2 separate regions of the Homo sapiens genome follow, and region 1 is linked to region 2. The links are chromatin loops, found by intact Hi-C in ENCODE. Cell type or tissue: CD14-positive monocyte. All regions are shown on one strand. Each heading gives the region's core, and the rest is flanking DNA. Links, peaks and the distances in the headings are about the cores only. Region 1 overlaps SEMA4D (semaphorin 4D). Region 2 holds the start of LOC124902207 (a long non-coding RNA gene).

What was found. Peaks named below come from ENCODE experiments on the same cell type or tissue, not always from the same donor. Only the 100,000 strongest peaks of a DNase experiment are listed, where the experiment ranks them.
Region 1: it touches region 2 in a loop (3.0-fold over the local background); 31 of 110 quality-filtered maps call a loop at or near these places.

What each region holds. Positions count from the first base shown.
Region 1 is chr9:89,369,772-89,386,081 of GRCh38, forward strand. It overlaps SEMA4D (semaphorin 4D), which reads right to left. Exons shown (of 16, transcript NM_001371194.2): 14 at 11,403-11,575; 15 at 11,284-11,327; 16 at 7,464-9,858. The coding sequence ends at 8,933. Among named protein-coding and RNA genes, the nearest start is that of SECISBP2, 59 kb to the left of the region's middle. RefSeq lists enhancers at 3,387-3,456, 6,155-6,264 and a silencer at 5,625-5,684. In CD14-positive monocyte, for the core only: a CTCF peak has its summit at 9,936; a DNase peak (open chromatin) is centred at 9,950; H3K4me3 peaks cover 913 bases; H3K27ac peaks cover 5,412 bases.
Region 2 is chr9:89,540,058-89,556,367 of GRCh38, forward strand. LOC124902207 (a long non-coding RNA gene) reads left to right here and starts at 13,309. Exons shown (of 2, transcript XR_007061655.1): 1 at 13,309-14,812; 2 at 15,447-16,310. RefSeq lists enhancers at 1,839-1,888, 1,919-1,968, 2,474-2,533, 2,964-3,033, 9,866-10,035 and 2 more and a silencer at 2,644-2,783. In CD14-positive monocyte, for the core only: CTCF peaks have their summits at 9,157 and 9,356; DNase peaks (open chromatin) are centred at 8,324 and 9,184; H3K4me3 peaks cover 804 bases; H3K27ac peaks cover 343 bases.

The DNA of each region.
Region 1 (16,310 bases), core at 5,130-13,129, 170 kb before region 2:
CTTTCCTCCCCTTGTCAATACACATGCTGCTCCACTTGCCACGGGGCTGCATCCCAATAAACCCACTGTGAGTTGAAACGATCCTAAGTCAACAATGTGTGTGTGTGTGTGTATGGTTGTGTATGTGTGGATGTGATTGGTGTGGTGTGGGTAGCGTGCATGTGTCTATGTGGTGTGTATGTGCTTTGGTGTGTGCAGTATGTGTGGTGGTGTGTGTGTAACAGTGGTATGATTGGTGTGTGTGTGATGTGTGTTGTATGCTGTGCTGTGTGTGGTGCATGTGTGAGTGGTTGTGTTTGGTATGGTGTGTATGGGGGTGGTTTTAGGTGTGTGTACAGTGTGTGTGTGTGGTGTGTGTTGGTATGTGTGCACATGTGCAGTGAGTATGCATGGTCTGTGTGTATGGTGTTTGATGTGTGTGTGGTGTGTGTGATTTGGTGTATGTGATGTTTTGTGCTGTGCATTTATTGTGTGCATGCACATGGTGTGTGTGTTGTGTGGTGGACATGATTGTGTTTGTGATGTGTGTGCGTGTTATGTCGTGTGTGTGTGTTGTGGTACATGTGTCGTGTGGTGTATATTGTGGTGTATCTGTACGTATGTGGTGTATCTGATATATGCGTGGCGTGTGGTGTGTGTGGTGTGTTTGTGGTGTGTGGCTGGTGTGTGGTGTGTGGTATGTAGGTGTGTGTCTGGTTTGTGTGTGTGGTGTGTATGAAGGAGGTATGGTGTGTGTGTGATGCTGGCATGTGGTGTGTGTGGCATGTGGTGTGAGGGGGTGTGGTGCTGGTGTGTGGTATGTCTGCTGTGTGGTCTGTGTAGTGTGTGTGGTATGTGTGTCTGGGATGTGTGTGGGGGGGTACAGTGCATGGCATGTGTGCGGTATACGTCATGCTCATGTGTGGTGTGTGTGTCTGGTGTGTGGTATGTGGCTAGCATAGTCTATGTAGTTTGTGGGGTGTGGTGTGTGTGTGGGGTGTGGTTGTGAGGGGTGTGATGTGTGTGTGGGGTGGGGTGTATGTGTGGGGTGTGGCATGTGTGTGGGTGTGGTGTGTGTCTGGGGTGCGGTGTGTCGGGCGTGTGTGTGTGGGATGTGGCGTGTGGGGTGTGTGTCTGGGATGTGTGGCATGTGACTGGGATGGTGTGTGTTGGGGGGGTGTTGTGTGTCTGGGGTATGGTGTGTATCTGGGGTAGGGTGTGTATCTGGGGTGAGCTGTGTCAGGGGTATGTCGGGGTGTGGGGTGTGTGGTATCTGGGGTGGGGTGTGGTGTGTGTCAGGGGTATGTGTATGTCTGGGGTGTGGGGTGTGTGTTATGTCTGGGGTGTATAAGGTGTGTGTGGGGGGGTGTGGTGTGTATGTCTGGGGTGTGGGGTGTGTGTTATGTCTGGGGTGTATAAGGTGTGTGTGGGGGGGGTGTGGTGTGTATCTGGGGTGTGGTGTGTGGGGTGTGGTGTGTGTCTGGGGTAGGGTGCGTATGTGGGGTGGGCTGTGGCATGTGTGTGGGGTGTGGTGTGTGACGGTGTGTGTGTCTGGGGTGTGGTGTGTGTGGGGTTGGTGTGTGTCTGGAGTGTGGTGTGTGTTGGGGTGTGTGTGTCTGGGGTGTGGCATGTGTGTCTGGGGTGTGGTGTGTGTCTGGGGTGTGGTGTGTGTCTGGGGTGTGTGTGTGGGGTGTGGTGTGTGTCTGGGGTGTGTGTGTGGGGTGTGATGTGTGTGGGATGTGTCTGGGGTGTAGTGTGTGTGTGTCTGGGGTGTGGTGTGTGTGTGGGGGTGTGTTTGGGGTGTGGTGTGTGGGGGGGGGTGTGTGTCTGGGGTGTGGTGTGTGTCTGGGGTGTGGTGTGTGTCGGGTGTGTGTGTGGGGTGTGATGTGTGTGGGATGTGTCTGGGGTGTGGTGTGTGTCTGGGGTGTGTGTGTGGGGTGTGATGTGTGTGGGATGTGTCTGGGGTGTGGTGTGTGTCTGGGGTGTGGTGTGTGTCGGGTGTGGTGTGTGTGTGGGGGGTGTGGTGTGTGTCGGGGTGTGTTTGGGGTGTGTGTGTGGGGGGTGTGTGTGTCTGGGGTGTGGTGTGTGTTGGGGGTGTGGTGTCTGAGGTGTGTGTGGGGGGGTGTGATGTGTGTGGTGTCTGGGGTGTGGTATGTGTGTGGTGTGTGGGGTGTGGTGTGTGTGGGGTGTGGTGTGTGTGGGGTGTGGTGTGTGTGGGGTGTGGTGTGTGTCTGGGGTGTGGTGTGTGTCTGGGGTGTGGTGTGTGTCTGGGGTGTGGTGTGTGTTGGGGTGTGTGTGTCGGGTGTGGTGTGTTGGGGGCGTGGTGTGTGTCGGGTGTGTGTGTGGGGGGTGTGATGGGTGTGGTGTGTGGGGTGTGTGTGTTGGGGGGCGTGGTGTGTGTCGGGTGTGTGTGTGGGGGGTGTGATGGGTGTGGTGTGTGTGGGGGGTGTGGTGTGTGTCTGGGGGGTGTGGTGTGTGTCTGGGGTGTGGTGTGTCTGGGCTGTGGTGGGTGTGTGGGGTGTGGTGTGTGTCGGGGGTGTGTATGGGGTGTGGTGTGGGTCGGGGGTGTGGTGTCTGAGGTGTGTGTGGGGGGGTGTGGTGTGGTGTGTGTCTGGGATGTGGTGTCTGGGGTGTGGTGTGTCGGGGGTGTGTGTGTGTCTGGGGTGTGGTGTGTGTGTCCCTGCCCGTCCTTCACGGCTGGTACCAGGGTGACTGACTATAGTAAATGTGCATTGCTAGCCGCATGACAAAGCTTAGACAGCAGTCCATCCCAGGGCCAACGCGGTGCAGGATGGCTGTGCAACAGCTCTGAACACTCTCAAGGCCGCTGTCCCTCCTGTGCGGCCACAGTGCACACTGAGGCAGTCGGCCACTCCCAGCTGCTCCAGGCCCTGCCGATGCACTCAGTCCCCCAGGACTCAGGATCATAGGGCTAGCGGCTCCCAGGGCACGGGCCCCAAGGCAGTGCAGTCCTGACCTGCCCACCCCTCTTGTCACTGAGCCCAGGGTACCATGCTTGGGGTGACACCATGTGCTGTCTCACCTGGGCACTGCAAAGGCATAGTTCCCACTATGACACCCCTAGGGTGTCCCAGGGCCTTCTCAGGACCGTCCCATCCTGCCCCAGGGACAAGGCTGGCCTGTGCCAGGGCCATCAGTGGATCTTTCCGTATCATCTTCCACTGATAATTCCACTTCCTAGAGGCGAGAACTGTGGTGGAGAAGGGATGAAATGTGTCTAGGTGGAGAGTGGCACTGGTGGCCAATCTCCCACCCCAGCTCCTGACACAGGCCCACAGGTGTGGCCCTGTCCCTCCCTTGGATGGGCACTGAGGCCCCTGGGTGCAGGACAAGGGTGGGCCTCCACCCCACCACCAGGCCTCAAGCTCTCGCATCCCCAGGACACAGGCCTCTCCGCCCTACTCCGCCCACGTGGCCACATCACCTCCACCGCACCCCACGTTGGGCCCTTGTGCCCTGGCAGCCTCTGCACACACCACAGGCTATGTTTTCCCCTGTGCAGACCCACCCCGATCCCCTTTCAGGAAGCGCTTTGGCCTCAGAGGGCCCTCACCTCTCCTGGATGGCCAAGTCCCTGGGGCCACTTTCTGAGCACTGGCCAAGTGTTGGGGCAGGTGGGGACATCTCCTGGGTGACACATGGGCCTCCACCAGCTCTGGGGCAGACCCAGTCCCCAAGTGCAACCCTGACCAGCTGACCTTCCATCAGTCAGCCCTCTCTGGGGGGTGAGACGCTCCCCAAGACACAGGGTCACCCAGCAGAGCTACAGGCACCAGGACGCAGCATGGGGAACTGAAGATGCCACGAATGTCCTCTTAAGTTTCATATTCTAAAGACACTTTGCTAGCCCTTTAATCAGACAGCCCCCAAACCACTGTGACAGCTACCACGAAAACAGCCATTATAGCAAAGAAAAACCCAGCCAAGTTCCAAAGCAGCCCTGCCCTGGGTGGCTGGGGGAGGACACAGGCAGAAGCGGTAGGCCTGTGCCTTGAGTGCACTGTATTGCAATCTCCAGGCTCTGGGCCTCACCTGGAATGGCTCATTCCTGGCCCACAAGGCAGAAAATGGCACTCACTCTCCTCAGGAAAGTCTCTGGGACTTGCAAGTCACACTGTGGCCTCTGTCGCAGGAAGCATCTACAGACCCCAACAGAACCCTGGAGCCTACTCGGGAAATTCACAGCCACAGCCCCTCTGAGTTCACGGCATGCCCATGATGCCCTGGCCTCGGCCCACCCTTGAAAAGGCTGAAGCCACTCTCTCCTAAGCTGGTGCTCCCTGGGGAGGTCTCACAGCCTTCGCAGGCTGTGGCCTCAGTGGAACAAGTGAACGAGAATGTCCCAGATGGGGCCAAATGCCTCTGGAGAGAAAGTAAAGACCACGTGAAAAGGGGGTGGCGGAGGGCTGGGGGCCTCAGTTCTCAATCTGTTCAGTCCATCCTGAGCACTGGCAAAGGACTGCCCTCCTCCCTCAGCTCCCCTACCCTCTACACACTACTCCTGGCCACACTGCTGCAAGCCCACAGCTACATTCCCCATATCCATCTGTGACCGCCAGCTTTCTGTTAGGTCTGGCCATGGGAGTCATTGACAGGAGACAGGAAGTTGGAAGGAAGAAACATTTTTGTGGCTTCAAGTAGGACCTCCAGCAGTGAAGGCAGTGTGGCGGGCAGGGAGAGGCTGCAGATCACACGGCCACAGCCTCGGTGGCACAGCAAGTGAGACTGAGTGTTTGACACTTCACTCTTCCTGCCCATGGCTGATAATGGAAACCTCACCTTCCCACTGTTCCCAGCCCTTCTATCACCTTTGTAACCAATTCCCTGTGTTAAATGCCCTGTGGTTGAAATATCTGGGGTGGTTTCTGTTGCTGTAACAGTGATGTCCCTTCTCCCTGGGCACCCATCTTTCATTCCCTGCTGACCCCAGGGGCTTGTGTGTATGCCTGCCTAGCTACAGGGGGTACACCTGGAGCCTCACATTTAAAAATGTAACAGCAGCCGGGCATGGTGGCTCATGCCTGTAATCCCAGCACTTTGGGAGGCCAAGGCAGGTGGATCCCCTGAGGTCAGTAGTTTGAGACCAGCCTGGCCAAGATGGCGAAACCCTGTCTCTACTAAAAATACAAAAATTAGCTGGGCATGGTGAGGTGTGCCTGTAATCCCAGCTACTAGGGGGGCTGATGCAGGAGGATCGCTTGATCCTGGGAGGCGAAGCTTGCAGTGAGCCAAGATCGTGCCACTGCACTCCAGCCTGGGCAACAGAGCAAGACTCTGCCTCAAAAATAAATAAATAAATAACCAACCAACATTGCCTGACCATACAGCCTGCCTGCATCTGCCCGCAAAGGAGCCCTGGGTCCACGGCCAGTTCATAGAGACCCGCCCGCTTCCCAGCCTCCCCACCGAGGAGGAGCTTCCTGAGTCTGCCTGAAGGACCCCAGTGCTGCGACAGGACACAGTCTCCATGGAGACATGAAGTCCTCTGGGATGCCTGCACCAAGGCAAACTAGCTGGCCGAGGAGCACCATTCAGCTGTGAGAGCGGCCACAGGGGGCTCAGCACAGCCTTGGTCCGTAGCACCCAGTGGAGGGCAGGAACCACACAAGCCAGCCTAGCAAAGCTCCGTCTCCACAGTGCTCCATGCTCACCGGCAGCTTCTCCTGTCCAGTGCTGGCTGCCAAGGGACATTCTGGCCTCAGCAGACATGGGCCACCTGGGGCTCTCAGAGCTTGTTTAACAGGAGAGGGCAGCACCTTAAAACTCTCAGGAGCTACTGACAGTGTGTTTAACATGTTTAAAAAGAGAGCAATTGGGTTTGCTTTTCCTCTTCATTAACTTCATCCCTCCCCCGGGGCAGGCTCTAACAGGCCACTTCCTTTCTTTCTGTATCTACTGATCAGTCAGATGACAACACAGGGGCCACCAGGGCTACCACGCACTGCCTGAAGCACAGGATACATCTTTGAAGTGTGGTTCTGGACATCTACTATCTTTCAAGAGCAGATATCCCATCCGAGTATTTTCCAATCCAGGGCAAATGCCTCCAGGTCCCAGAGGAGTACACTAGACTCTCAATCTTTTCTGTTTTTATAATGATGATGATTTTTGAGACAGGGTCTTGTTCTGTGATCTAGGCTGGAGTGCAGTGGCACCATCATACCTTACTGTAACCTCAAACTCCTGGGCTCAAACAATCCTCAAGGCACGTGCCACCAAGCCTGGTTAGTTTTTTTCACATTTTTGGGTAGAGATCAGGTCTCGCTATGTTGCTCAAGCTGCTGTGAAACTCCTGGCTTCAAGCAATCCTCCTGCCTTGGCCTCCCAAAGCAGGGGGATTATGCCCGCCAATCTTTTCCGCTTTTAAATACCACGAAGCAAGTCATTAAAACAACTCCCATTCTGGAAGCTCTTAATTTTTTAAAATTTCCAAATACCACGTATATCAACCTCCAAATTGTTAGCAGAAATAGAAGCACTCTGGCTCTGGAGGCTGAGGCAGGAGGATGGCTTAAGCCCAGGAGGCAGGGGCTGCAGTGAGCTATGATTGTGTCACTGCACTCCAGCCTTGGTGACAGAGGGAGACCCTGTCTCTTGAAATTTTTTTTTTTTTTAAGGGAGAAGCAATCCTATATACCACAGGTTGGGAAACTGGGGCCTTTGGGGCAAATCTGGCCCACCGTGCATTTTTATAAATAAAGTTTTACTGGCACACAGCCCTGACCACTCGTTGTGTATTGACTATGGCTGGTTTTACAATACAACAGCAGAGCTTAGTGGCTGTGACACAGCCTGCAGCCCACAAGGCCTAAATATCTAGCCCTTTACAGAAAACACTGGTTGACCCCTGTACACTAGAAGTGGCTTCACACTGTCTACAGTTTCCCTCGGGATGGACCCACAATGAAAGCGTGAAACGGCTCAACCCGAGGGACGCAGCCAGGACAGATAAGGAAGGTAAAGGAACATGTGGAGGGATGTGGAGGATGCCCCCGCCCGCCCCCCACCTGTGGGAGGAGACAGATGGACAGGGCACAGGGGACAGAGAGGGCCCAACTCACCTGTGGCCTGGCAGAAGAGGTAGAAGTTCCCCAGGGCGTGCACGTGCTGTGCCTGGTCACTCAGGAAGGGCGGCAGCAAGGAGACCCTCGAGCTGCTGTCGGGCCCCGCACCCGAGGCTGGCCAGGGGGTCCAGGGAGAGGAAAGCCTCCTGTCCCCCACATGGCCCAGACAGGACAGGGAAGAGGAGCCAGGAGGAGGGAGGGGCTTAGGAGACGAGGCTGTGAGACAGAGAGGACAGAAAAGAGAGGGCACTGAGGAAGAAGTCGCCAGGAGCACGTCACAGGCCAGAGAGGGCAAAACACAGCAGGAAACGGACAGAAAAGAGCGAGCCCAGCTGTCCCGCCTGGGCCATGCAGGGGCGGGAGGCTGCACAGCCTCCGCTAAGGAATGTCTTCCCCAAATCAAGGATAGAAGCTTCTCATTTATTTGGGTACTTTCCAAATGTATACAATTCAAAGTAGAAAAATAAAAACAAGGTAAATCTTATAAAACACAAATGTTTACACCAAAATGGTCAAATCCTATCATGCTGGAAGATAAGACTGTCCACACACGCGCACAAACATCCAGAGTTTATTGCTCTTCACCATGGAAAAAAAGTCTCTTCCCGATGGGTATTTACAAAGCGGGGAGATGGAGTGTGAAATTAACCAGTGTTGAAATCGTACCACCCATTCACATCTTCAGGACAGTGGCAGGAACAGCGCCGTATGCTTGAGGGTGCTGTGGTCACAGCTCGCGGCCCCGGCCACCGAGGCCCAGTTCCCTTCCAGTAGTGGGCAGCTCAGTGAGGCTGGATAGAAAGTCTGGGCAGGCAGTGGGTAAGCAATTGAAGCAAGAAGAGAAAGGAGATGTTCAGAGAACCAAAGGCGCCCTTGTGAAGGTTCCATCTGTCTCACAGGAGGTTCTGACCGACAGCTGTGGGCTCCAGATTGTACCGCACTCCCATCTCAGCTCTGGGCCAGCCTGGCTCCACTCAGCTCATCCAGGCTACCTTCCCTTGCTCAAAACCCACCTCGTGGATGTGGGAAGGTCCTCTTCTTCGAGAGAGTAAAAGTTAAAAAAAAAGAAAAGTAAAACGAAGTACAGAAAGAAAATCTCTCCAAAAACAATGCTTCCCTCAAGGAATAAAGTTAAAAAAAAAAAAAGAAAAAGAAAAAAGGTGAGTGGGCTCCGGGGAGTGTTTATGTCTACATTTCTAAAAGCAGAAAGAATGCATTTAGCAAAAGGAAGTTTATCCCTGAGAATCTTAAGCAACGTAAGCCGTATTTTATGCCAAATATATAACAAAATCTGGAAGATATACATCTTCTTCTAAATATTAACACAACTGCTTCTGTAACTAAAAAAAAATGACCCATGACATAAACACAATCAAAGCAAAATCCTAAAAAAATAATTAAGTGGAAGAAAAGGTTCGTGCCAATCTGGACAACAGGCGATAAGTTACCAATCTGATAAACTAAAATGTCATTTCCAATCTGGAATTAAATAATCTTTTAGTGGCTGCTACGGGGAGGGGAAGCTGAAGGGATGCTCTTCTCAGCCAACAGAGGTCCAGCCACCTTTCCCCCACTACAGAAAGGGCTCAGGAACTCCGTGCCGCCCGTGGGCCTTCTTCAAGTACTCCGACTGACTTCGGAACACAAGACTGGGATGCAATGCTTGTCATTTTTCCAAAAGGACAAAGAGAAACCAAGTCACAGGCTCAACCCAAGAGAAAATAGACAAGAGGACTGAGGTTGTCTGCACGATGCGGGCTAACCTACGCAGCACTGCACGAGACTCGGATACTGAACAGGAGAAACACAAAACTCTCCACGCCTGGACACGTCGCAGCCGAGGCACCAGCGGGGATGCACAGCCGGCCTCAGTCTCCATCTGCGTCTGAGTCAGCGAACTTCAGCTCACACTTGACGTCAAAGGGCTTGTCCCTGGCAGAAAGGTCGTCGATCCTCTGTGAGTCCTCCCTATCCGTGGGGACTTTGCTGGTGATGGTGTCTTGCTCGGTCTCATAGCCGGTGTCCAGGGCTGGCTTGGGGTGCTCCCCATTCTGCTGGGAGAAGCTCCCTGGCTCTACTAACGTCTCCTTCAGGCTCTGCTCACGGTCACAGAAATCTGACTTGGGCTTCTTCTTCCCAATTAGTAGGGCCGAGCGGAATTTCAAGCACTGTCTGGGCAGGTATCCCTTATAGCAGTTGTAGAAAAAGAGGCAGAGGAAGAGAACAAAGAAGAAGAGGAAGAGGGACATGAGGAGGCGGTTGTCGCTGGACTTAAGATACATGGTTTTCTCCGAGTGGAGCTGGGGGACCGTGTTGATGACGATCTTTGGTTCGCAGGATGTGCCGGTGGGCGCAGGCTTGGGAGGAAGGGTGATGGCCCCGGAGGAGGTGGCCTGCACGGCTGGGGTTGGGGGAGAAGACCCTTGGGTGGATGCCACCAACACTTTGGTGGCAATCCTACTACCTTCTGTCTGAACAACTGACAAGGTGGGGGCCACTACGGGCTTTGGAACCACCTTCACTTCCAGGACGTGCTTGGCGACCACTTGGAAGACCGTTTTGTTCTTAACCCTCTCCTCTGACAGGCACTGGTACACCCCACTGTCTCCTTCTGACAAGTTGAAGATGAGCAAGTTTTTTCTGCCCATAAGACCGTACTTGGGGCTCTCGGCCTTCAACACGCCATTCTGGAACTTCCAAAAGACCCGGGCCAGGTTGGATTTTTGGGAGCATTTCAGTTCCGCTGTGCCACCGTGCTTGAAAAAATGCTGCCGGTAACTTCCTTTACTTTTATCTGGAACATCAAAATAAACGTGCACAGCGTCAACAATCCCCATTTGCTATTTAACAACTTCTTTAAAATACCCACAAGATGACGCAAGAGTTTCACCCACTGTAGCAACATGGAATCTTCCAGAACAACTAAGGAGATAAAGACATGCGTGACCAAAAAGCAAAGATGAGCCCTGGATGACAGCCCATGGGGACAAAGAAATTGGAGGCAGCTCTGAGCAGCAGAAATCCCATTTCTCACCCGTGTCCCAGAAGAAAACGCGTCAGGCTGGGGAAGCTGAGCAGAGGCCAGTTCTGTGCCTAGTGTCAGCTCTTTGAATCAGACACGAGACGCTTCTGCTAATGGCTGCAAGGAAGACTGGCCTTTCAGTGCATCTCAGCACTCTCCTCCTGCCTAAACTTTTCTTTTTTTTCTTTTTTTTGAAACAGGGTCTGGCTCTGTTGCCCAGGCTGGAGTGCAGTGGTGCAATCACAGCTCACTGCAGCTTCAACCCCCCCAGCTCAAGGGATCTTCCCACCTCAGTCTCCAGAGTAGCTGGGACTACAGGTGACCACCTCCAGGCCTGGCTAATTTTTGTATTTTTTGTAGAGACAGGGTCTCACCACGTTGCCCAGGGTAGTCTCGAACTCCTGAGCTCAAGTGATCCTCTTGCCTCAGACTCCCAAAATGCTGGGATTACAGGCATGAGCCACTGTGCCCGGCCAGCTTTTGTTTTCTTTTTAGAGTCTGGGTCTCACTTTGTCACCCCAGGCTGGAGTGCAGTGGCATGATAAGCTCACTGAGCCTTGAACCCCTGGGCACAAGCAATCCTCCTGCCTCAGCCTCCCTAGTAGCTGGGACTACAGGCGTGTACCACCATGCCCAGCTGCCTAAACCTTTCTTAGTCTGATGACAGCTGTCTTGTCAGGGTCAGGAAGACACAGAACTGAGGGTCAAGTCTGCCTTTAGCACCCTGGAAGGTGGCTGCTGGGGAAGGGGCATCTGGCCTGATGCCACCCCTCCCTCTGGGTGTGGTGCTATTTCAGACATCCACAGGCGGGTGAATCCCAGGTGGGAGCCCCAGGGGAAACACCACCCCAGCCCTTACACTGCCTGAGGATTAATCACTCATGGGCTCCTTTCTCCCCATTTATAACAGGCTTAGGTTTTGCTTAATGAGCCCCAAGCTAAGCAGAAAGAAAACAGGATGGTTTTGGAAGGAGACTGCTTCCCAGTAAGCAGATACACTCTAAGTGGCTTCAAGTACTCTTTCGGCAAGAAAAAAAGACAGAGAAGACCACGAGTCTGCTACAGAACACTTGACCTCTGTTCCGAGTGGAGAAAGAAAAACAAAACACACACAAATGCCACAGAACTGAAGCACCGTGAAATGGCTACAAGACCTCGCCACTCCCAAAGGAAATGGGACGTCGAGGAGTCACTCACCCGGGCACACAGAAGCATCGCCGCTCATCTCCTGAATCAAACCCCTGCAAAACAACCGGCACGTGTTATTCACCCACACACATGGGGGACATCCCCAGGCAGCGCATCCCGCCCCATACCTGCTGGGGCTCTCGGTCTGGTGCAGAGCCACGCAGGTCGCTGTGGGCGGGCTCCAGGCGCAGTAGGGGTCCCGCGCCAGCACACAGTCCTCGCAGGTGCCGTGCTTCCCACAGAAGGCCAGCGGGGCCTGGACCACGCCCGAGTTAGAGCCAGCATAGACAAACCTGTTGCCCTGCGTGTATGAGACAGAGAAGAACTAGCATCAGGCAAGCAGGCATCCAGGAGCATGGCCTCTGCTTCTGCACCAGTGTGTGGGAAGCAGCCAGAGTGTACCTTCAGGGGACATTGCAGTAAGGAGGAGAGGTACTCAGAACCAGAGGCAAACAAGGCAGGTCTGTGACCTTCCTGCAGAATCCACGTGCTATGTCAGGGCTCACTGGGCCTTAGGTCCAAATCCCTCTCTCCCCTGTCTGGGCACCCACAGGTGCCTGCCCTCCAGCAAAGCGCTTCTCTGCACGTGTTTCTCTTAGCCAGTGGGGAGGCTGTTCAGTCCCCACCTCCAGATCTCCTCCCTGCAGCAGAGGATGCATGAGCCTGGCACTCCCGGTCATCTTCCCGGCCTCACTATAGGTGAGAAGGGGCTGCAGCCAGAGGCTGAAGCACACCACCTCGAAGCCCAACCTCGTCCCCCGAGCCAGAATGTGAGCACCTGTGGGCGGGGAGCCTCTCGTGAGGGTCTGGATCCAGCAGAGGCCTAACATAACAGGGATGCCAAACGGACGACATGCAAAGGATGAGGAGATCGTGATACAAAACATAAAAAAGGAACAATGCCTTTTGCTTTTCACTTATCTATATGTAAAAGGGAAGAGCTCACAGACGGGAAGTCAACCTCCGAGCTCCAGAGCAGCCACACCCACAGCAGAGGGCAGGTGAGACTCTCCCACCTTCTGGGACACTTGGTTCCCAGTGACACCAGCTTCAGGTCCATCCCATCAGCCCACCTGGCACCAGCAGTGCCCAGCACACAGGCATCCAGGGCTGCTGACTGCTTTTGAACGGAACTCAGCTGGAAGGAGGGTGCCCCACATGCAGTGCACCCACCTGAAGCTCGGGGGCGTGCAACAGACCTGGAGGTGGCCCGTGGAGCGCGCTCTCTAGCCTCTGCCCAGGGCATCTGCCTCAACAGCCTGGGGACACCTTTTGGTTAACAATACAAGATTCCCAAATTTACACATGACTTAGTGGTTTACAGTCAGATGAAACACGACCTTCATCCTCAGAGGATACGCTCGGAGTCAACTTCAGAGTGTGGTTGGAAGATCACAGGCCCTGATGCCAATACAGGAAGCCCCAGGCCACACATCCAGCTGTGCGGACACAGACCCACGAGAGAAAGGGAAAGCCCCCAAGGATGGAAACTGTGATAATACACAGCAGAGGGAACCTGGCCCGCCGCTGGCCTCACAGCAGCAGCAGCAGCAGAGACCTGGGCAGATGAGGCCATGTGTGAGCCACGTTTGTGGGAAGGATTGAGGATGACATCCCAGATCACAGTTCGGGCATCGCGCGGCTTGTGGAGGTGGCGGAAACATTCTCTGGCAGCAAAGCCAAGCTGGGTAACTTCCAAGGGACAGCTGGTCCTGTTGGGTCCCGCGGGGGGCACCTGCGAGGTGGCGTGAACACCATGCAGTGCAGAGCAGGGTGCCCTGGGTGGCCAAGTGGGGCCCGCCTGACTCCTCACCCCAAAGAGAGGCTTGAGGGTAGCTGTGGAGGGTGGGGTGGGCTCTGGGGGGCAAGGCCTGTCCCAAGGGGATCCAGACCACCTCCTGCACCCTGCGGGAGACTCAGCCCCAGCTTCCGCTTCTCCCGGATGGGGCTGGGCTGCAGCCCAAATGAAACTAAGCTGTAAAAACTAAACGACGCCACACAGAGACCAAGGGATGACTGTGGAAGGGAAGAGGGGACAGGGAAGGAGGAACTGGTCGTCAGGACAGCCAGCTGTAACTGCTGCAGGCAGGACCCACTGGTCGATGTGGATGTCAGTGGGTGGGAGAACAGGGCATTTCTGTAGCCTCCAAGTCTGTCCCTGCAAATAAGCATGAATGACTGTGGGGGTTTCCCACATGACTCCCCTGGGAGGTGGGGCTCACTCTCCCCCACCCCCAGTGTGGACTACATGCCCCGACACACTCGACATGGAAAAAGACGGTGGTGACTTGGACAGAATGACCAAGGTCATCACGCTGGTGCGAGTCATACAGATGCCCCATCCCCAGAAAGCGCCCTCTTTGGTGCTCCCCCTAAAACCACGACCCCAAGATAATCACAAGAATACACCAGACACACCACAAAACACCAGACTACTCCTCTCCAGGAGTGCTGAGGTCAGGGAGGCAGGAACAGAGCAGAAGCCGAGGAGATGCAGTGTCCAGTGCAACCTGAGGTGCTGAGCCAGGAATGTGGTGGGCGGGAGGTAGGAGGGTCCAGGGTCTGGGGTTCAGGTAACGCACTGCACCATGACAGCACCTTGGCTCAGATAAATGCACACTGGCTATGTGAGACATCGGACATGTGGAGCTAGGTGGGGGCGCTCAAGATCCTTCTGTGCAATCATCAAAACTCTTCTGTAAATTTAAAATTATTTCAAGACAAAATTTTTAAAGGCAAAGAAAAAAAGCCTGACCAGGCACCTGGCAGCATGAGTGAGGCCCGCTGAGAGCAAGCCTGTCCTGTGCACTCCTGCCCCTCGACGCCCCCTGTCTCCGCCTTCCCTGGGCCTGAGGATTGTCCCCTTGCAGGCAGCTCTCATGCTCCCATCTCTGTCTCTGCTGCTGTGTGTGCGCGTCAGACCCCGAGGGCAGGTTGGAGTGACGGTGGACGTGATCAGAGGCAACTGAGCTGTCTAAGTGCCTTCCTTGCCCTCTGCCACGCTAGCTGTAGCTCAGCATCCCAAGGAGTCCTGGTGAAAATACAGACACAGCCTACTCGGTGGGCTCAGAGAGGGCCGAGCAAACCGCATCTGCTGTGTGCGCCCAAGGAATGGAAAGCAAGGACTTGAGGTATCTGCACACCCACGTTCACAGCAGCACTGTTCACAGAAGCCAGAAGGTGGGAGCAACCGTGTCCATCAAGGGATGAACGCACACACAAAATGCGGGACTCACAAAATGCGGTATTCACATACGACAGAGGAGTATGTAGCCTTGGAAAACCCTGACCCCTGCTACAGCAGGGAGGAACCTTGAGGACTTTATGTTAAGTGAAATAAGCCAGTTACAAATGGATAAATACTGTGTGATTCCACTCATATGAGGTACCCAGACAGAAACAGAAAGCAGAATGGCGGCTGCCCAGGGCTGGAGGAGGGGAAAATGAAGAGTTTGTATTTCACAGGTAAAAAGCTTCTGTTTGGGAAGATGAAAAGCACCCTGCAGACAGACAGTGGTAATGGCTGCAAAACAACGTGAATGTTCTTAATGCCACTGACGTGCACAATGAAAAATGGTTAAGACGGCAAATTTCATCTGATGTGTATTTACCAAAATAAAAAGCAAAACCCCATGCTTGTCATCAGGGGAGAGGAGGTGAGGGTGGAGGCACAGCGCACCTCCCCAGCTGTAGGACAGGGGGAGGGCGTGGTACTGGCCGTTTCTCCATTTGCTGATCACCGTGAGAGAGCCTGATGGGGTCAGGCGGCACAGTCTTTTTACCACTGAACAGCCACTTCCTGCTGCCATGGCCATGGAGCTGGGCCTTCCACCCCCACCTGGAGCCTACTGAGGCCCAAGGAGAAGGCACAGGACCCCACGGCAGGCAGGATGTATTTCCGCTTGTCCAGGCAACTAAGCCACGTCCCCACGAATGGAGGCTCCTACAGAGACAGGCGGGTCGGGTGGTCCAGTAGGACCAGCAAGCGCTTCCCCAAACCCACTGGCTCCTCCTCCTGGGCGCGAGGCTCCCTGTGTGGCCAGCTGCCCTGGTGTGGCCATGTGACCGAGTTCTGGGAGATGGCGGGTGGGCACTGACCCGTAACCCCCTCTGTGCGGCCCTCCTCTTCCTACCCCCTTCTGCCTTTGAGGATCAGTGCCCATGTGCCCTGGAAGCCTCCACCAGCCTGGGTCCCTAAGTGACCCTTGGAACAGAGTGTCATTCTCACGAATGTCCACACCAGGGGCCCAATCTTCATTCTAATGAGAAGTCCACATTTTAGAGATGTTGTAGGTGCCTGCCCAGTCTGGCTGAGGCCACTGAACAGCACGATGGCCCCAGAAGAGCTTCTGGGTCCCCTTCTTTCAACAACGAGGCTGGGGTGAGGCCCCACAGTGGCTAAAGCGTCGACCCTTCAAATCTCCAGGGCTCCCTTTGTGTCCTGGAGACCGAGAGGCTGGTGAACAGATGCCAGTACCCAGTGGCTTATAACTTGCTCAGGCTATTTCATTCTCTTTTCCTTTCAGATCTGAGGGAGAACTCTCCATTAGCAGAGGGGAGGTGACCACGTAAAAGGACCCAGGCTCCCAAGCTTTGTGGATACAGGGGAGGGAAGAGGACAGAAGACCTGGAGGGGTGTTTGCAAATACGCACCTGCCAAGGGTAGGTATCTTACCCGGCCAGACAGGGGCCCTCTTCCTCTGCCTGTTGCTCCCAGCTGAGGGAGGAGAGGACTGACTGGGCCTGGATCCCACAAGGTGGTTGGAGGTCCCGTTAGGAGCCAGGGCCAGGGAGGCAGCCCCCTAAAGGCCAGCGTGGATGCCCGCCCACCCACCCCTGCCAAGGGCTGCTTGGGAGTATTGCAGGCCAGACCAGAGTCTCAGCCACAGGTGGAGACAGCTTTACAGATGAGACGAACCACTTCTCTTGTGGATTTTCCACGGTGACGAGTCAGCTGTATCACTATCATATCCCACAGATGCAGTCTGCACACCCCCCAAGCTCAGGGCATAAAAAGGTGTCTTCATGGAGCAGTG
Region 2 (16,310 bases), core at 4,330-12,329:
AATGCTCCTTGGGCATCCTGCACTGCCTGAGTTGATTTACTTAGTTTTTTTTTTTAAACTAATGTTTATTTTCACCAAGGTAATGGATGCACAGAGCTGAAAAAGCCAAATAGAACCAGAGACTTGGGAGGAGAACAAGCAGGCCCTGGCCCATTCCTGCAGTTTAACTCCTCCTGAGAATGAGCCTGAAGACACTCAGGGTGGCAGAGTGTGGCCACCGAGCTTAGTGTGGCTGGTTTCTGATTCTGTCTCTGGATCACAGTGTCCCTTCTGTGTCTGACTCACCTCCAACACCATGCTATGTCCATGCTGTAAGATTCACCCAGGTGCTCATGAGCATGGTCCATCCATTCTTATTGCCACATTGGATTCCATTCTGTAATATGCCATGTGCATGATATAAGTGTCACTTAAATATATAGATATGTATAATAATATATTTATGTATTATACAACACAATGTAATGATATAGCTGTGTAATATATCATATATTCTATATAATATATAATTTATTCATGCATATATTGTACATAATTTATATACATGGTTTATATATAATTAATAATATATAATTTACCTAATATGTGATTATATTTTTGTATTTCAATATATCTTATCTATTCTACTGAGGGTGGAATTTGAATTGCTTCAGTTTGTAGCGATTATGTGCAGTTGTACTCTGAACAGCCTCGTACAAGTCTTTTACAAGAAATTTATTATAAGGAACTGGCTTGCACAATTATGGGGGTTGATAAATCCCACAATCTGTCATCTGCAAGCTGGTGACCCAGGAAAGCTGATGGTATGGTTTGAGGGCCTGAGAGCTGATGGTTTAGATTCCAGAAGGAATTTCAGAAGATTCTGAAGGCCTGAGAACCAGGAGCACTGAGAACAGGAAAAGATTGATGTCCCAGCTCAAGCAGGCAGAGCAAATTCAACCTTCCTCCACCTTTTTGTTCCATTTGGGCTTTCAATGGATTGGATGCTGCCCACCCACACTGGGGAGGGCCACCTGCATTCCTCAGTCCACCAATTTAAATACTCTTCCAGACACCCTCACAGACACACCTGGAAATAATGCCTGACCACATATCTGGGCACCCTGAGGTTCAGTCAAGTGGACCCATAAAAATACCCATTGCACTATCCAAATATTTTGCCCATTTTTCTATTAGCATGTCTGCCCTTTTCTTACTGACTTGCAGGAGTTCTTCACATATTTGAATCCATGTCCTTGCTTGGGTATAGGTAGGTTTTTATCTTTTTGTCCTGTATGCTTATTTTAGGGACATTTGGAGAGGGAGCCCATGGTTATCCTACGACTTTTTAACTGGAAGTCTGTCTTAACACTCTAATATTTTGAGAGCCCCCCTTCACACCTGCCAACCTTGACGCCACAGAAGGGAGAGGCTGTGGATTCCTTTCTTGGCTAGAGTTGTCTTGCTTCTCTCGGAGGAGGTCATCTTACCCTTTCCCATCTCTCACTGTGCAGGGGGTGGCTGCTGCCTTTGCCCCTGGAGCCCATCTTCCCAGACACCTGAAGACCCCCTGCTTGACAGCAGACCCTGCTGGAGGCGAGCCCTGCCTTCTTCTCACCCGATGGTATGAATGTGAGGAGGGACTTCCTGAATGCCCTTACCGTGGCCCGGAGACAAGACTGGGGTCAATTACTCACATACTTAAACAAACAGGTCATTTCAAAGGCTCTTTGATTTGTGGTCTCATTTCTTTCTATACAGCCCAGCAAACCAATGTTGCTGGTCCCCCTCCCCAAATCCCTGCAACCTGCCTGGGTTCTACAGCTGCAGCAGGTGGGCAGCATCGCATCTCAGCACAGCAGCAGTCTCTTTGCTTGAGAGCTTTTCTGGTCCCCGGGGACGTCCCATGCAGGCTGGTGTGACAGGGAAGTGCAGGGCAGTTGGCTACCCTGGGCAGGCTGCTTGTCACCCACAGGGACAATTCAGTGGAGTTCTCCATGCAGGTCCTCAGAGCATCTGTGGTGGGACTGAGGCCAATCACCCACAGTCACCTGCCCATGAATGCATCCTGGAAGCCATTCACCTCTCCCTGGCTCAGCCCCCTAATCCCTCACTTGTGCTTCTTGGACCCACCTTCCAAAAAGCTACCTGCATCAGGGCCTGCTTTTGGAGGATTGCAGACTAAGACACCTGTTTCATTCCAGGAAGGATTTAAGGAAGTTCACAAAATATGTGTAACACATAATTTGTCATGAGGCAATACGGAGAAAACCATGGACTTGTGTTTTGATATCCTTCTCTCAAATTACAGCTACATACGGCCAACACTTCTCCAGATCCGCAAAAAATGTGTGAATGCATGTGTGTGATAGTGAAGAATTTTTTTTAAAAGTCAGCTGAAAAGCTCTTTCAGTAGTGAAGATGGGGACAGAAGGCTCAGTTGGCCCTGTTTGATGTGTGTGTTTCCAGCGTGTCTGGAGATGGAGAGAGAAACGGGCACAAATCCATCCTAAGTGAAGAGACAATTCTATTGTTGCTGTAAGCCTTGAGGGCCCCAAGAGCTAGACAGTGCTGGCCTGTGCTCTGCGATGTGTGTGACAGCCACTGTCCCTGCTCTGAAAGCAGAGCTGATGGGGGCTGTGAGTCAGGTGACAGGCTGGCTGCACTGCTCAGACCTCAACCTGCCCCAGCCTCCCAGGGCACCTGCTAAGGCCAAGCCATTAATACTTGTGCTTGTTAAAACGGGGACCAGACAGGATGCAGGTGTACAGGGCGTGACAGGCTCCCACTATTGCTGGCCGCCCATCTCAGGCAGCACTTGCTCCTGTTCATGCACTGGAAAACACACTGTGCCTGGAAATCCCTCTGCATGCCTCAGCCAGCCGAAGAGGCGTTGGAGCCCTCAGGCCTTGCTATAAAAATCCCCGTGGAGGCGGCACGTCTGCCTGCCTTCCTGTCCTCAGCAACCAAAATGGCACAACACAGAGGATGATCACGCAGTGTGGACAAGTCTGTTTCTCCCCTGACAGATTTCCCTGTGTCAGGACAGATGCCAACATGCGGCCAATACACTTTTAGGTCAGGTACCTTGGAATGAAAATACAGCTGCCAGATCCTCTGGAGAAGGGGTGGGGGCAGGGCCACCTGGGATGGCGAGCCACACGGGACGGTCCTGAGAGAGGCCGGGAGTGCTGATGGTCGTCAGGGAGCAGCAACTCCCAGAGTGGAGCTGTCACGCCCCCTGGTCCTCCCATGGTGAGGAGATTGTTCAGTCGAGGAATAAAAACCTATGCATGTATGCACACACAGAGACTCCATACCAACTGCAGCAGCTGCTCCCCATAGAAATGGGTTGGCAGTGAGCCGGAAGGGCCAATGTTCACTTTTCCTGTGGGCACGCTTCTGCATTATTTGAAAGCTTTCTCCATAAAGAACATAGAGCTTCTGCCTCTGATAGTGGTGGATGCAGTAATTTAGATCAACTGTCCTACAGAGGAGAACTAGAAAAGCTCACACAATATAAAATACGGTGTGCTGCTCCAGGGCATCAGAAAGTGATCAGGTTGGTGAAAAATCACCCAGCCAAGGTCTGGAAGAAGGTTGGAACCCAGGAAGCTCATCTAGCCCTTGGATCTGCTTTTCCACCGTGGCCTTGAATCCTGGAGTCAGCAGTAACCAGACCTGGTCGAAGGCTGGTGGGTGCAGAAAAAGAACTCCAAAAGTTCACTAAGTCAAGGGTCCGCTCCACGCCTGCAACCCAGCTCTCTGTCGCCTGCGCGGCCCGGACCATCGCAGTCCCTGAAACTGAACCAAGGCCAGCACAGAGGCACAGACAAGTCCTCTCTTCAGGAAAGTGTTATTATCTTCGGCCTCTGAGCGTGTCTACAAGCAGGTTTTCAAGTAATACCCAGGGCACAGTTAAAGACACACAGGCACAGCAGGCAGGACTGAGGGGGAGATTCTTGGAGGACAGGATGGGAGGGAGCTGCAGAGGAGACAGCAGGCGGCCTGCCCATGGACTCAACTGATATCACCAAGAGAATATGCTCTTGGCTGGGCCATGGCACATGGGGACATTGAGGGCAGTCAGCCACCTGGAGCTCCTCAGGGACTGAGAGCTTCTTTCCCCACTTCTGGCCAATCACATGCCCTTTGATCTCACCGAAGAGAGCATGAACAACGGAACTGCTACAGCCTATGAACATTTGAAGAAATTTTCAAGATGGAGAAAGCTCAGGGTTGCTGCTGAAGGCAATACCTGTGTTCCAAAAAACCCTTGGGAGAGCGAGTTGATGAGTCGGAGAGGGTGGCCCCTTGGCATGTGAGTGTAGAGTAACACTTCCTGCTGAAAGCACGGAGCATTCTCATGGAGCCTGTGAGGGCAGGCATTCGACAGGGTCTGCCAACCTCCTAAGCCAGCCAGGCTCCCAGCACACCTGGACACATTAGCATATTAACCAAGGAGGGAAAAGAGACAGGGCTGGGCTGCTCCTCACCAGTGCAGAAGGGATTGCCACAGCTGCAGGGACAGAGCCCAGCCTGCCCCCAGCCCTGCCCCCTTCCTACCTGCCTCCCTCTCCAGATCACACAGCTGGAGACACCTGCGCTCTGGTCATAGCTTTAGTGCACTTAGGAAGCATGCATGTGAGTCTGTGTCTTGGAGAACACATCCAAAGTACCTTTTAAAGGTGATTGTACAGGTTATGTCCTGTCCCAGTGACATGCAGTCGTGAGAGCGTCCTCAACTGTTTTGTTCACTGATATACTCTAAATCCCTTGAACTCTACCTGGCTCATAGTGAGAGGTTGAATAAATGAATGAATCAATGAATAAATACATCTGCACTATCAGCCTAGATTTTGTTTTGTTTTGTTTTGTCTTTACCTCTGATTCAATGTTACTCCAACAGTGTAGCCTTTTGGGGTTCCAGTCCAAAGCACATATTTACTAACTTACATTTATGTGTATTAAAACATATTATTAATTTATATTTACTAATTAAACTCTATTATCTCTTCATGTGGGTGTTTTTCTGCCATCACAGACCCCCAATATTTAAAACATTAAGATTTGATTTGGAGACTTTCTGACAATGCTACACTAAGTAATTCAACCCAGTTCTTCTGCTGAAGGCAAATAGGAAAGCTGGAAAAGGTATGTTTTAAAGTTTGCTTGAAAGCATCAGAAAGCTAGCCAGGATGTGAAGAATTCCACGACTGAGATGCAAGAGAAGACAGAAGTTCAGAGACATGAGCCTGGAACTTGGGTCACTTTTGCTATGGAGATGGCTGAGTGTTCCAGCAATGCATTTGACATCCTGGAAGAATGTGGGGGGAGTTTGGAGTGCCAGAGCCTGGGGGTACCCATGGTGATCTCCTGTGCTTTGGACTGGAACCCTAAAAGGCCACACTGTTGGAGTAACATTGAATCAGAGGTAAAGACAAAACAAAACAAAACAAAACAAAAACAAAGCCCACTTTAAATAGACTGTGGCCTGGTGTTGAAACATCTGGGGGCTCAGAAACTCTCAAGTTTTGAAAAAAAAAGTTAGGTAATTCCAGGTTGCTTCTTGGCCAGGAGACTTACAGAAGTCATGAAAATTTTTTAGGCCTCAAAGTATTTCTAGAAATAACTTCAAATACAATGTCTGGAATAGAAATTAGTCAAACACAGGAGGAGACAAGGTAACATTAATAAGAACAAGCAGAAACAACCCAATATAGAAATAGACCTACAGGGGATACAAACATTAGAATTAGAATATGCATCCTTACCTTCAACCAAAGGCTTTGCATGCCTGTACATGGCATCCTGGAAAGACAGTCCACATAAAGTGATGGTGTGCCACATCACATAAAGTATAAGATGTGAATATAGTATCATTCCATCTACCTTAACCCTGCTGTCTCTTGTGCTATTGCAATCACTTATTTTGCTGTTGCAAACTTCTGTAGAGCGTTTATTTTATTTTTCTTTTTTCATTTTCCTCTTCTGCTTCTTATTTATTTATTTTTTAAGAGACAGGGTCTTGCGTTGTTGCCCAGGCTGGAGTGCAGTGGTGCAATCACAGTTCACTGCAGGCTCAAACTTCTGGCCTTAAGCAGTCCTCTTGCCTTAGCCTCCCGAGTAGCTGGCACCACAGGCACACTCCACTGCTCCTGGCTATTTTATTTTATTTTTGAAGAGATGGGGTCTTGTCCTTTTGTCCAAAGTGGTCTCGGATTCCTGGCCTCAAGTGATCTTCCTGCCTCAGTCCCCCAAAGTCCCGGGATTACAGGTGTGAGTCACTGTGCTCGTTCCTCTCCTTTCTTTCTGTCTTTTTAAACCTGTCTTTTCTTTCTTTCTCTTTCTTTCTTTCTTTCTTTCTTTCTTTCTTTCTTTCTTTCTTTCTTTCTTTCTTTCTTTCTTTCTTTCCTTCTTTCCTTCTTTCTTTCTTTCTTTCTTTTTTTTCTATCTCTTTCTTTCTTTCTTTCTTTTTCTTGCCTTCTTTACTCCTCCTCTCTTCCGAATATGTCAGTCTACTCTTCTTTATTTCCTAGAAAACATAGTCAGTCATGTCACCACAGCCATTGCCGTCTCAAGATTTTATTGGCCAGACAAGTTCCCAAGCGTTTCCATGAAATATCAGCTTTCAGATTATTTATCCCCAGAGAGATGGTTGCTTACTTATTTTAACTCTTCTTCAGTATATTTTCTGTCTGATTTTCTAAATCATGTTTTGATATTCCTAAATATGATTTTGCCATCCGTATTCATGGAGCACCTCCTTCTTGGGTATCACTTCAGTTAAAATCAATGGGGAGTTTCCCTTCCCATGTTTGTATCCTTGTTAAAAAGTATATTTTAAATAGATCATAATCACTTTATAATTTATAATTACAATCATCTTATAATTTGCACATGCCTTCCTTTGCTTTGACTTGACAAGTACATTACGAATAATATTATGAATAATGAAGCCATGAACATTCATGTACAAATATTTGTGTGGATGAATGTTTTTATTTTTTTGGGATAGATTCCCAGGAGTGAAATTTCTGGCTCATACAGTAAGTTTATATTTAACTTTTCAGAGAAACTACCAAACTGTTTTCCAAAGTGACTGCACCAATTTGCATTCTCATCAGCAATGTGCGATGTTTCTAGTTGCCCCATATCCTCACCAACACTTGTTATTGTATATCTTTTTAAAAAAGTTACATATGTTTCTTTTTTATATTTTAAATTGTTACAGATGCCAGTCTTTTTCAGGGTTACACTTTAAAAGGAACTATGATGTCAGTTTCTTCTATAGCAAGGGAAATCTAAACAATGATTTCCCTATGTAATGCATTTTTTTTTTTTTTGAGATGGAGTTTTGTTCTTGTTGCTCAGGCTGGAGTGCAATGGCACAATCTCGGCTCACTGCAACCTCTGCCTCCCAGGTTCAAGTGATTCTCTTGCCTCAGTCTCCTGAGTAGCTGGGATTACAGGCACCTGCCACCATGCCCAACTAATTTTTTGTATTTTTAGTAGATACGGGATTTCACCATGTTGGTCAGGCTGGTCTCAAACTCTTGATCTCAGGTGATCCACTTGCCTTGGCCTCCTAAAGTGCTGGGATTACAGGAATGAACCACCGTGCCTGGCCCGTAATGCATTGTTATCTCAGGTTCTAGTAACTTTCATGAATGCTTATTTCCCTTAAAATATAAAGGAAAATTAAATATTTATTTTCCATCCTCTACCCAATGCTTGGAAAATAATTTGAACTCAGAGCCAAGTAAACGTTGGCTTTGTTCTTTGAGCCTTGTGGTTGTGTGTGCCACTGGGCTTTTGGAGATGATGAAAGTATCATGGAACCATCAGCCAAGTCCTTGCAATCCCTTGCTCTTGAAGCTCACCAAGTCATTTTGCACATAGGGGCTGAGCAAGGCTGTTCTCTGTGTTAATTTTTCAGGGGGTTCTTCACTGAGTAGTTTGCTCTGGGACCTTTATTCCCAGCTTTAGAGCTACTTTCAGGGACATCTGACTGCCCCAAACAGTAAACAACTGGACCAGTTCCTAGAAGGCTGGTCTCCATGCAGAGACGTGGGTGTCCACTGGTTCACCAACCTGGCTATTCCCAGCTCCCACGGGCTCTTCTGCTTCTGCTCAGCACCCTTTGGCCTGCTTGGTCATAGTGTCCTTGAAAACACTGAATTTTTCCACTGTGCAGAATGGAATTTTTCATTTTGTGTTGTTCCTCTTCACTGACTATTTTGCCACCTGACTGGAAGAATTAGACATGAAGGAAAAGAACTCCCCTCGTCAGATGACTTTCCCTGTCACTGTGTCTTGCTGAGCTGTATCTCCAGGACACATGGGTGTCTCATCGCGGTCTGCACGGCGCAGGGTGGAGCAGTCATGAATAGGCATGTTTGACTTTATGAGCTGATGCTTATTTCAGCAAAGTCGTTGCAGAGACCAGGCAGACAGACATAAATGAGGCAAGAGGCTTTTAAATGCAGGTGCTGAATCTGAGTTGCTGCATGAGCACCTTTCCCGAGTGTAATAGGGTGGCCTGAAGAAACAGCACATTCTCCTCCATGAGCTCCTGCAGAGCCTTTTCTTTTTAAAAAAAAAATACAGCTCACAGGCCAGGTGCAGTGGCTCACGCCTATAATCCCTGCACCTTGGGAAGCTGAGGCGGGCGGATCACTTGAGGCCAGGAGTTTGAGACCAGCCTGGCCAAGATGGCAAAACCTTGTCTCTACTAAAAGCAGAAAAATTAGCTGGGTGTGGGGTGGTGCATGCCTGTAGTCCCAGCTACTCAGGAGGCTGAGGCAGGAGACTCACTTGAACCTAGGAGGTGGAGGCTGCGGTGAGCCGAGATCATGCCATTGCCCTCCAGCCTGGGTGACAGAGTGAAACCCTGTCTCCTCACAAAAAATAATGAATAAAAAAATACACAGCTCACATATCATTACCATCCATTTCAAAAAACCAATCCACTTAAACTGTCCAAGTGGATTTCTAAAATAATTAAATATTTATGTAGGTATTTTTACTTCTTTCTGTTGTGAAATATGCTACCTATTCAGAAAAGCTCAGAAAACATATGAGTTATGGCTTAGTTAATTGTTATAAACCAAACCTTCATATAAACACCACTCAGTTCAGGAAATTGCATGTGGCCAGCCTCGAGAGCTCTCCTGCTCTCTGGTGCCCCCTGCCTGTCGAGCTCCTCATCCCCCTCCAGCTGCTCAGCTGGGAACGGTCATCCCCTCCCACTTCCCTTATTACCCTACCCTCTCAGCACCATCTCTAAACACTACTATTTAGTTTTGCCCATTTTGCTGTCTTCATAGTCTCTTTCGATACATACAACTTTTCATTTCAATGTAGTATTTATGAGAAATATTTATTTCTCAGTATTTTCTTTGATGGTTAGAATTTTTTACATCCAGATTAAGAAGTCTTTGCCGAGTCTCAAAGACATTCTACATTACTTTCTAAAAGTAACCCAAAGCTCTAGGGTTTTGCCTTTTACAAATAGATTCTCAGTGTACCTGGAATTGTGGGAGGCAGTGGCCAAGGGTCATATCTGATCTCAGTGTTTCCACAGGACTCCTTGGAAAGACCCCACCACTTTGTGGGACCACCTTCCTCGGAAATCAACTATCATATTTTTGTGATATCATTCTGGGTGTTCTAGTCTGTTCCATTGGCTGATTTTCTTTTTTATCCTTGAGCCAATATCACATTGGATTAATTCTTGAGCGTATATCATAAATTGATGTCCACTAGAACAAGTCCTCCAACCTTGTTGAATGTCCTGGCTCTTCCATTTTCATGTATTTTAGAATCAGCTTGTCAAGTTTCACACACACACATGACACACACACACACATAATGGAAATTTAACTGGAATCACACCGAATTTATGAATGAACTTCTAGAGAATTGACATGTTTATAACATTGAAGTTTTTCATCCGTAGACATGGTATAGCTCTTCATTTATTTAGGTCTTTTGAAAATTTCTTAATGTTGTTTTATGTTTTGCTGTATAGACTCTTGCACATCTTTCATCAAGTTTATTCCCAAGCATTTGATATTTTTGGTATAATCATAAATGATATATTTTAAAATAATTCTCTCTTTGTTGCTAGTATGAAGATGTATAACTGATTTCTGAATTTTGATGTTTATCTGGGAAACTTGCTACACGTACTTTCAAATTCTAACAATTTTCCCATCGACCCTCTTGGATTTTCATCCTAGGCAATCGTACTACTCACGTTACTGATTGTTTCATTTCTTCTTTTCCAATCCTTGCACCCTTTATTCCTTTTCTTGCCATTCTCTGGCTATGGGCTTCTGCACAGTGCTGATCACCAGTGCCAAGAGTGGCATCCGTCTTCCTCCCAATCCCAGAAGAAAGGATTTCAACATTTTACCATTAAATACACATTTATGATTACCCTTTATCAGTTAAAGGAACTGTCCTACTTCCACTTTTCTACGATTTCTAAAAAAAAAAAAAAACATGATGCAAACTGAAGAGAATCACAAGGTTCATCAATTTGGAAAGGAGAGCTTTATTTCTCATAAAGGGTTGCAGCCCGTAGATCGGCCATCCTGCAGGCTGGGAAGCACAGCCTTCACACCGAGAGCAAGTGCTTGGAGGGAGGGAAGAGTAAGTCAGGAATTCATGCTGAACCGGCTGGCTAAGTATGCATATTCAGCACGCTATGGGAGGAGTCACGAATATTCATGAAAGGTAAAAATACACAGTTGAGCTTCACACCTCTTCACTGGTCACATATTTAAAATGGGCAGTGTTAGCACCATCCAAGGATGGAGTTTTAGGTTCTCTGATGTCTAAAGGTGAAATGGAGAACAAAAAAACTCTCACTGAGAGTTCTCCGTAAATTGACCCAAATTAGTCAAGAGATGGTGGTCAGTTTTCAGAAAGGGATGTTTGTCAGCTGTGTCGAACGCACAAAAGCAAGAGATCATTTGATTGAGGCCTGAGGTGATTGGCTAATGATTGTCTGTTTCTTGTTTTCCAGAGCTGGTTTCTGCTTATTCCTTAGGAAATAATTCTGGTTAAAGATTAATAAGGAAGGGGGCATACTCAGGTGGGTCTGACCTCTCATCCCGTCATGGCCGGAAACTCAGTTTTTTTTTTTTTTTTTGAGATGGAGTCTTGCTCTGTCGCCCAGGCTGGAGTGCAGTGGTGTGATCTCGGCTCACTGCAAGCTCTGTCTCCCGGGTTCATGCCATTCTCCTGCCTCAGCCTCCGGAGTAGCTGGGACTACAGGTCCCACCACCACGCCCAGCTGATTTTTTGTATTTTTAGTAGAGACAGAGTTTCACCATGTTAGCCAGGATGGTCTCAATCTCCTGACCTCGCGATCCACCGGCCTCGGCCTCCCAAAGTGCTGGGATTACAGGTGTGAGCCACCGCACCCGGCCCTCAGCTTTTACACACACACACACACACACACACACACACACACACACCCCATTCCCCCCACCCCCCACCCCACGCACACACAGGAAATTTGACTGGAATCACATTGAATTTACAGATCAACTTCTAGATAATTGACATCTTTATAACACTGAAGTTTTTAACCCTGGGGTCCCCTTGGCCAAGAAAGGGTCCATTCACTCAGTTGTGGGGCTTAGGATTTTATTTTTATTTCTCAATGAATAGCTGGAACTTTATCAAATACTTTTCTGCCTTTATTAAAATGATTTTATATAATTAAAAATTATTTATCTGTTTAATATGGCAATATACTTTGATTTTTCAATATTCAACCAACTTTGCATTCTTGGAATAAGTTCAATTTAGTTATGATCTGTTATCCCTGTTTTATAAATTGCTGGATTCAGGTTGCTAATATGTTATTGGGGATTTTATGCCTTTGTTTGTAAGAGAGATCAGCCTGCAATTTTCCTTTCTCTTCACATTCTTGTTGGGTTCAGGGATTACAATCATGCAGGCCATATGAATTGAGTGGGAACTGTTTCCTCTATTACCACTTTCTGGAAGAATTTATCTCTTAAGGAGTAATCTTTGTGGGAGGGTTTTGAATTATATATTTCATTTCTTTATCAGGTAAAGGGCTATTCATGTATTCTATTTGTGTGTGTGGGTCAGTTTTGGTAGATTTTGTTTCTCCTAGGACTGTGTCTTTTTTTTTTTTTTTTTGAGACAGAATCTTGCTCTGTCACCCAGGCTGGAGTGCAGTGGCGTGATCGCCACTCACTGCAACTTTTGCCTTTGGGGTTCAAGCAATTCTCTGCCTCAGCCTCCTGAGTAGCTGGGATTACAGGCACTTGCCACCATGCCCAGCTAATTTCTTTTTTTTGTATTTTTAGAAGAGATAGGGTTTCACCGTGTTGACCAGGCTGGTCTTGAACTCCTGACCTTGTGATCCACCCTCCTCAGCCTCCCAAAGTGCTGGGATTACAGGCATGAGCCACTGTGCCCAGCAGGATTGTGTCTTTTATCTCTGACTTCAAATTCAGGGGAATAAAGCTGTTTGAAAGATCTTTTTATCAACTTCTCACTGGTTGTGGGCCGGAGAACGCTCTGCCAGGCGGTCTTCTCCGTGGACAGTTCACTGCACAGCTTGTTCTGCAAGGCCACCTGGAGGAGCTTCCTGATGATGTGAGCCGGAGGGAGCCTTCTACATCCCGCTCCTAATCTCAGAGGGACAGCCCGTCCCCTCTGCATTGCTTTATCAGTTACAAGTGAGCCTCAGGTCCTGCTGACATGGAAGGGAAGGGAATGACACAAGGTGTGGGCCACTGGGGGTCACTGCCATGAGTCCAGGGAACAGTCAGGACCCTGCCACCTCAGGACTTTGTGTCACTGCAACGGGATGTATGTAACCTGTGCAATCTTTTAGGAAATGTATTCTGGAAATGTATTCCCCCCGGGTGCTCTTCGATGTGCACTAAAGCCATGGCCTTAGTGCAGATGTTCTCAGCTGGGGTGATCTGGAAAGGGGGCAGGTAGAGTGGGCAGGGGGTGGGATCAGGCCAGGGTCTGTCCCCTGCTGGCTGTGTGAGTTCCTCCCGTAGGGCAAAGGTGACGGGCTGTCCCTCTGAGATGAGGGTGCAGGCTGTAGAAGGATCTCTCTGTCTTGCACCAGAAGGGGCCCCAGCCCTGTCTCTTCTCTCTCCTAGGTTAATATGCTAATATGCCCAGGTGAGCTGGGAACCTGGATGACTATAGTCAAGGCCTGCTCCCAGATGAGGAGCGGAAATGTCCTTGTCAGCAGGCATTAACCTGCACGCAGATGCACAGTGATGTGTAGAGCTGTTTTCCTCATTCCCTATTCTGAGGGCTTTTGAAACGCGTAATTACAGTATTTAATAGTAACTCTTAACTCTTTTTCATCTTGAGGACGCCTTCAAACATTAACAAACTAAAGTGGTTTTCTTTGTTCATCTCTACAGGTGTGACAGGGCTGCAGCTGCCCCCAGGCCCGCCCCACCACCATCTCCTTCCCTCCCAGGGAGCCCAGGCAGCCTCCATCTCCTTCTTTGCACTGCCCTGTGCTGTCTTGCAGCCACCCTTTCAGCCCTGTGTCCTTCCTGCAGCCCCTACCCTGCTGTCCACTTCTCCGGAAGCCCTCTTCACCCTAGCCTTGGGACCTGCTCACTCCTCCTCCAGCCCTGCACTCCTGCTTGGAGCCCTGGGATACCAGAGAGGCAGGGAGCCTTGTTTCCGCTCTGGGGGGTGGTGCGAGTCCAGGTTTCTTACCTTCTCTGCCACTGTGTGGCAGGTGCTGAGCGAGCATCTTGCCACAGAAGCACCTGAGAATGCTGACCACAGAAATGGGCTGTAATAAGTAGAGCTTAGCTCTAACACGAATTAGGCAGGTGTGTGCTGGCTGCTCCAGAAACTCACTGGCCCAGAGATTGTTTCAGTGAGAACTTGCATTCTAGGTTCCCACCCATCCCTAAAGACAGTCATGGGTCAGTTCCCCATTGAGCAGGCACATGGTGGACCCTCTGCATTGAGGGAATTCACGTGGCCTCTGACTCCCCTACTTGGCTTCCTTCCCCTAAGATCCTCTGTCCCTGCTTGTCCAAGAGGAATCATAGTTATACAATAATTAGTAATAACAAGGACACGTATTGAGCATTGATCTGATACCAGAAACTCTTCTATTTTACACTCAATTCTGATAACATCTCTATCAAGTAGACATTGCTATTATCTCCATGTTCTCAGATGGGGGACTGAGGCACAGGGAAGATAAGTAGTCTGGCCACATCACACAGCTCTGGAGCCAGGACTCACACCCAAAACATCTGAAAATAGAGCCAAGAGCGGGTTGTATTGCGAGCTTTGGTGGCCCCAGCCTCTGCTCCCTCTTCTGACTTCTCGCACAGGACATTTCTCACCGTTAATCTTGGTGAGTGAGACTGTGGGTGAAATGTCCTGTCACAACAGGACATCCTGCTTGGCCAGTTGGACTTTCTGGGAAGTGTGGATTTCCAGTAAGCCATCTGGGGACTTCAGGCCTTTCCTGGAGATTTACCTCCACAGCAGAAGGGATCCTTCATCAGCAATTGCTTCAGGGACCCCAGCAGCCCTAGCCCCTCCCTTCCCCAGGAGCTTCTCTTGGGGTTTCTGAGCCTGACCCCAACCCACTTCTTTCCATCACATCCTTTTCTTCTGGAAGTGGGCCAGAATCCATTTCTGTTGCATGCAACCAGATGCAAGCTGAGCTGTGTCTTCAGAAGAGTGGAAAGAAGGGGAGAGCAGGGAGAAAGAGCCTCTCCACCCAGAAGCTGCAGGGAGGCGAGGAGGGCAGAGCCCCGCTCAGCCTGAGTCGCTGGTGAGTGGGCGTCCACTCCGCCTCTGCCCAGGAGTCATCCTTGATTCCTCTCTCCAATCCCTCAGTATATCTTGTTCCCTAACTCTGAAATGTGTCCGGACCCCATCTGTCCCCACATTTCCCTGGGCCACCACCCTCTGTCTCCCCGGACACTGTAGGAGGCCCCACCTGGCCCTTGAGTCCACTCGTGCTCCCCACTCCCAAATCCAGTCTCTAAAACAGCTCAGGCATTCTTGAAAATGCTCAGGGATTTTTGAAAAACCCAAGTCAAGTCTTACCATTCTCCTGCTGAAACCCTCTGATAGCCTGCCAAGGTGCTGGAAATGGACTCCAAGGCCATCCGCATCTGCCGGTCTCTCCTTTGGCCTCCTCCCCAGTTCCCTGCCCTCCTACTTCCCGGGACAGGCCCTGCTAGCCTGAGGGACCTCACCGAGCACTTCCCTGCTCCTTCACGTGGAAACCCCAAGACACCCTGGGTACTGTTCCACCCATAGGAGCTGGTGTGTCCCGAGGATACTCACTCCCTAACTTTCTGCATTTCAGTGGCTACTCCCTGATATTTCTCTTGTTTGTGTTTATTGTGTGTCAGTTGCACAAGTGGGCACCTTATGTCTTTTTCACCTCTGTTCCCCAGACACTAAAGATGTTCCTGACATACCAAGGCCCTCCGTCAAGTCTCAGTGAAGAAACGAAATGAACCGTGCATGCCTGAAAAGTAAAGATACTCACACAGCTATGACAGGTGTTTGTGGTGTGCTCCACAACCTTTCAGGGCTGGAAATTACACATTTCTTCTCTTTTTGAGATCAAATAAGTTTGGCCCAGCAGCTCTTGGCTTTCCAGGACTACCACAGGCCCCTCTGGGGTTTTCGAAGAACACTGAGGCCTGGCAATTTGAAGAAGGGTCACTGGTCCCCACTCCTCCAGGCTGCTGTTGCTGGCGTGTCCTGCCCATGCAGGAGTAGCCCTGGGAAGTGGGTGCCCTTGGGCACGCTACTGATGTTCCCGCCAAGCCCTCCGGGTGTGCCTCTGTCCCCCTGGGGAGCTGAGTTTGGCTGAGAGCCCCTGATGCCACCTGCCTCTGCCCCTACCCCAGTTCTGGCAGCAGCTTCCCCCTTCCCTTGGGGCACCTGCTCCTCCTCCCTCCCTGACTTGGGTTTGAATCTTGATGAAACAGCTGGCTGACTAGGGACACGTGTGCCTTACCTCCCTTCACCTCAGCTTCCTCCTCTGTAAGATAAGGACCCTAATGCCATGTGGCAGGTTGTGAGAGGATTAAATAAGGAAATGCACTTCAAGTGTTTAGCTTAGAGTCTGGGGCCTAAGATGTGGTCAGTTAATGTTAGTTAAAATGAAACCAAGGAAACCCCAGCTGTGCAGGACAGACATGATTAGGAGGGAGCAGGCATGCCTGCTACGGGCAGGTCAGAGGTGGCTTGGGGTCAGCGAGTCGACTTCCTGGAGGAGGTGGTCCTGGAAGGACAGATGGGATTTGAAT